Regions from separate parts of the Homo sapiens genome. Here region 1 is linked to region 2. The links are chromatin contacts, found by Hi-C or POLR2A ChIA-PET in ENCODE. All regions are on one chromosome and are shown on one strand. The core of a region is the stretch at or near the end of the contact, and the rest is flanking DNA. Distances in the headings are between cores, read along the strand shown.

Region 1 (2,700 bases), core at 100-2,599, 570 kb before region 2:
TGACAATAAAGGCAACTGAAAAGAAGAAAACCTATTTCTTTCTAATTTATTGTTATATTTTCCTAAAGAAACATCCATATCCTACATAAAATTTTCTCACCAGTGTAAGGAAACAATTTTTTTTTATTTTAGTTGAACCAGTACATGATGTGATTCCAGAAAACACAGAAACAGGAAATCTAATAAAACTAAAGACTTATTCATCTTCCTGAGTTACTGTTGGAGAATAACAAGATCAGACATAAATTCCTGTCCACATACATATCTTCAGAAGAATAATCACAAAAAGGGCAATCATTTGGTATTCGCTTTTAAGCTAACAGTACAATATTAGCTCTTTTCACCACCTTTACCTAGCATCCTTAACTTACCAAGGATCTAATACTCATTCACAAGGAATTTCAGTTGGAAAAGAATTTGAAATTACACCAACTATGCAATGCAACATTCAGATAAAGAGCCACATATTAGCCAGTAGACTATTTAATCCCTTGTTTAGGAGAGAACAAAAAAATATTTGCTGTTTACTGCATACTGTGGCTAAGTTCCAATGTAGCCTAAGAATGAATTGCTATGGTGATGAAAAACCATTTTCCACACAAAGCAGCAACAGATGCATGTTAACAGCATTGCACTTGTTAATTGCCAATTAACACTTTCAGTTGTCAATGTTATTTAAATATCTTAGTTTCTATCCTTGGGAAACTAATTTAGTCATAGAAATATGAGATAAAAGGATTAAAATCTTTTTCTAAATACACTTTGAAATGCTCAAAATCTCTAAGAACGTCATCTTCTCACCGGATAGCCTAATAATTTGAGAAACTGTTTTCCCGCATGCCACGCAGGCTAACAGCTCCTTTGCTCAGTTTTGGGCTGTAATGCCTTCCTTTCTTATATTTCCCTAAAAGTTCTCTTCCTTCAGATGTTGACACCCACACTCGCAGATGGCCTCTAGCCTCCTGTTAAGGCATTACAGGGTATCTTACATTATCACTGTGCCAAGGGCAATCCTGAGCATTTTCTTTGCCCAATGAGCAGTTTTGTCTTTATCAGCTCACCCTTTTCTCTAAGTGAAGATAGCATTTCATTTCAATATACATACAAATTTATCTTCACTGGGCAGCTCTCCCTCACATCCTTGCAGCAAATACCACCAGCACCGTACACTGCTTTTAAAAGTTACTGAAAGCATTAAGCAAAGACTTCCTTTTACCTGGGGTGTGGTCTGAATGCTCCCTGATAAGATGCACGAGGTCATTTGGAAGTAATTGTTCCCGCAGTCACTCAGAAGCCCCTGTTCTGAAAGCATTGATTCATCACATAAGGGAGCGAGCAAACCAATGACTGAGGTGGGAAGGGAGCCTCATACTAAAACAACACACACACACTCACGCAGAAAGAAGAAATTCTAAAAAGAGGTAAAGCAGAGTCATTCCAAAATTGAGGAATTGTGTCAGCTCCGAAGAGTAGATTTCTGTTTTGACAATTTTTAGATTTGGAACATTATGAGAGGTCATACTAACTGCTGAAATGGAATCAGTAGAAGTGAAAAAAAGAAAAAGAAAAAGAAAAAAAGCCACTGATATGTGTTTTCCCTCTTTTCTTTTCATGCATGTATTCCAATTATATATTCTGTGAAAAGAAGAGAAAAGCCAGATTGTGCAGCAATGAGAAGCTGATTGAAGGGCGCTAGCACCTGCCAATCTCAATAATCAGTTGGTCATGCTCATAGAGAACATTTAGAGGTATAAATACATGCAAACACTGTGTCCAAATAAAGAACTAGAAAACACACAGTTATTTCAAAATATCAGTAACTTTATCCTTAGTATATAAATTGTAAGCAACAATACAGGAGCATCTGTAGTGACTGAAGTTATGTTATTAACAAAATCACCTCTAAAATAAAGCTTGGAATCAAATCCTTGTCAAAACAGAATTTCATTCCAAGGTTCCTGGAAGACAGTGAGAATCCTGACTGCAGACAAACCTTAAAACTTCATATGTGAAATTGATTGGAGTCTTCAGCTTTCAGTACTTCTATTTTCTAAGTATTGATTTTTCTCCAAATCTGTAATATCTACATTTGTGCTTTGGCAGTGAAAAGTGTTGTATCCAAAGGACTAGATATAGATCAAAGGCTATGGGAAGGAATTACTATTTTAGAAACCTAGATTATGCCTCTTCACATTTTCGATGTTATCAAAAGCCTGAGATTATGGAAACATAATGAGTAAAATAATTGCTATAAGTGATTCTATTAGCACAGTGGGAGGAACTATTCCAAACAACACAGACCTAGAATATGATCTAAATTTCTGAATATAAGTGCCGTGTTATAAAAAAAACTATGAGCCTTCTTCTATTTTACACATATTTATGGATACTCAAAAGAGAATATAAGTGCCTCTTGCCCTCAAAAAGCTAATGGTTTGAGAATATAAAACAGGTAAACAAATAACAAAGATACAAAGTGAAAAAAGAAAACAAGAAAAAGCCCTATACTGGCCAGGCGCCGTGGCTCATGCCTGTAATCCCAGCACTTTGGGAGGCCGAGGCGGGCGGACCACAAGGTCAGGAGATCGAGACCATTCTGGCTTATATGGTGAAACCCTGTCTCTACTAAAAAATACAAAAAATTAGCCGGGCGTTGTGGCGGGCAGCTGTAGTCCCAGCTAATCGGGAGGCTGAGGCAGG
Region 2 (2,700 bases), core at 160-2,659:
TGTACGAATGCAACCAAAACACAGAGAGGAATAACTGTGACTCAAGAGATGAACATGAGTGTGTCAGATGGAGAATTTCAAGCAGGAAAAACAACAGAGTGCCAGAACCATATACAGATCTGGTGAGGTTGGTGGGAGGGCAAAGGAGGTTGTTGAAAAGGCTGTGGAAAAATTAGAATGTGGTTTGATTTCTATCCCACCTGTGTGATGAGGATGGAAACATCTTCTCCTGAGCTTCAAACATCCCTACCACACACAGACACACACACACAGACACACAGACACACACACACACCATTGTGGAAATCCCAGCCAGACCTTGGGTATTCATGCCCCCAAGCCCTGTGAGGGGCACATCCAATATGAAGGCTGTGGGAGAAGAGAATCCTGCTATCATGTACTCACTCATTTAGCAATTAATAAGTGCTTACTAAATGTTAACTCTGTAGTGCGAGGGAAGAGGGTATGATAAATACACACTTTCTGGGTAGGTACATGTATGATCTAGTTGCCTTCACTTTTCCCCTGACAGGTCATTGCTCTGTCAACACATATTTATTAAACAATCACTTGGGGGCACGGTACCTCCTTCCTCTCCTTTCCCTCCGAGATAAGGCCAACTCTAGGTGTTCCCACTATCTTCAACCCCACCCCACGGTAGGCTCACAAGAACGTCATTTTGATCACTTAAGGGATGAATTTTAGGTTTAGATGGAGGATAAACTTTTGGAGATGGTTCCTCATATGGTCTGTCTGGAGACTTTTTGCAATAAATGGTGTCCGTGCCATCCAGAGAACATAGGTCACCAGTTAATCAAGACAGTAGGGAATAATGATTTACACATGTTGACAAATTGATTCCTCTTAATAACCAGGTCAATTTTTTGGCCAACACTATACACATGTACACTATGCACATAATTACGACATCTATAAAAGATAGAATTAATCTAATTTTATGCAGATATGGGAAGAACTCGTCCCAAGTCTCACAGTCAGTAAGTGATGGAGCCTAGAGTTGAACTGTTTCACTTCACTACCATGTTAATACTTTTCTCAACACATTCTGCCGCTCTCACTCTAAGTGTGAGGCCCTGTCCAACTAAAACATAATATGGTGAGTTCGTCATTGATTCAAATAATCAACTTTCTTCCCGAATCCCAAGTTTATCTCTTCTGATTAGGAAAAAAAATGCATTTTGATATGTCGCGTTTGCGTAAAGCGAGGCCGACCGCACGCCCCCTTCTCGCGAGCTGCTCCCCTCAACTGCGACCCAATCACCCTTGCACACGCCTCCTGAGCCCCCGCGGTTCCCACCGGGCTTCAGGCCACGCCTCCGCCGCTGCACCGCCTCCTCTCCCCGCCTTCGCCCGTAGTCTATAAAACCTGGAGCGCAGGATCGCGCCCAGGAGCGGCGAGCTAGCGGACGCAAAGACTGGGCATGCTCCGCGGCGGCGCAGGTTTTGGTCACAAGTAGGAAGAAGCCAGTGCACCAGACCGGCAAAGAGAAGCGGGAGCCGCCGCGGCAGCGCGGCCGTGGGGTCCGCCGCCGCCGCATCGGAGCGGGAGGAGGAGCAGCGGGGAGGGCGAGGCCGCCGGGCCGAGAGCCGTCCCGCCTGCTCTCGGTCTTCTGCCTTCGCCTCCGCGCGGTGCGTCGGACCCAGGGTCTGTCACCTGGGCGCCAGGGGCCGCCGCCGGGGAGCCGGAGCGGGCAGGACCCTCCCTCCGCCGACTGCGGCCCGAGAGCGCCCCCGCGGGGTGGAGCGGCAGCCGCCTTCTGCGGGCGGCTGAGTGTCCGTCTCGCGCCCGGAGCGGGCGACCGCCGTCAGCCCGGAGGAGGAGGAGGAGGAGGAGGGGGCGGCCATGGGGCTGCTGTCCCAGGGCTCGCCGCTGAGCTGGGAGGAAACCAAGCGCCATGCCGACCACGTGCGGCGGCACGGGATCCTCCAGTTCCTGCACATCTACCACGCCGTCAAGGACCGGCACAAGGACGTTCTCAAGTGGGGCGATGAGGTGAGCGCCCGCGGTCCCCGTCCCCGCCGGGCACCCGTGTCTGGCCGCCCGCGCTGCCTTTGTCTTGCCCTACGCCCCCGGCCCTATCGCGGTCCGCGTTCTCCACTGCGCCCGGGGGTCCTCGAGCGCCTCCCGGCCCCGGGAGCATCGTCCCTGCTTTCGCCTAGTCCGCGTCCAGGGCCATCCTCCTGACTAGACTCCTTTCTTGTTCATTCATTCTTTTGGGTTTTCCCCTTCATTCCATAAACACGGATTGGGCGCTGGGAGGGCGTGAGCATGAAAAAGTGACATTAGGTGCTGCGAGTCTTCAACCTAGTGTATCTGCAGACCGGCAACTACCATGATCCACCTTACAGGCTCAAAATTCGCTTTTGCGGTCAATATGAAAGAGATTTAAGTTTTCCTAGTAGGCCTGCTGCTTTTAGAAATCAGGTCTTCAGGATGTCCACTTCTGCCCTACCTCATGCAGGTGTCTTTTCCTTAAACCTCTCCAACTTCTCATCTTCCCTCCCCTCCAAAACACACACACTTCATAGCTATAAATTGAAACCAGTAAATTACGGCTCAGTTTCCTACATGGGGGAGGAACCTTCCCTTTCCTGTTTAATTCTAAGTGGGAATGCATTTAGAGTTTCAACATTAGGATTTGCTTGTGTCTTTCCATGGCCTAGGTCCAGCAACTAAAC

The links. Hi-C counts contacts between places; a loop is a spot of excess contacts on that map. ChIA-PET counts read pairs that join two places held with the same protein, here RNA polymerase II (POLR2A).
Region 1: a map of endothelial cell of umbilical vein shows a loop between it and region 2 (5-fold over the local background). The contact joins the promoter of MLIP here to the promoter of GCLC in region 2. A Hi-C loop is called at or near these places in 1 of 168 maps with a recorded cell type or tissue (endothelial cell of umbilical vein). POLR2A ChIA-PET finds 5 or more read pairs at or near these places in 1 of 52 experiments (activated T-cell).

Annotation. Positions count from the first base shown.
Region 1 is chr6:54,110,092-54,112,791 of GRCh38, reverse strand. It overlaps MLIP (muscular LMNA interacting protein), which reads right to left and starts at 1,349. Exons shown (of 14, transcript NM_001281747.2): 1 at 1,217-1,349. The coding sequence starts at 1,312.
Region 2 is chr6:53,543,810-53,546,509 of GRCh38, reverse strand. It overlaps GCLC (glutamate-cysteine ligase catalytic subunit), which reads left to right and starts at 1,409. Exons shown (of 16, transcript NM_001498.4): 1 at 1,409-2,014. The coding sequence starts at 1,865. RefSeq lists a silencer at 1,436-1,865 and enhancers at 2,086-2,145, 1,984-2,700.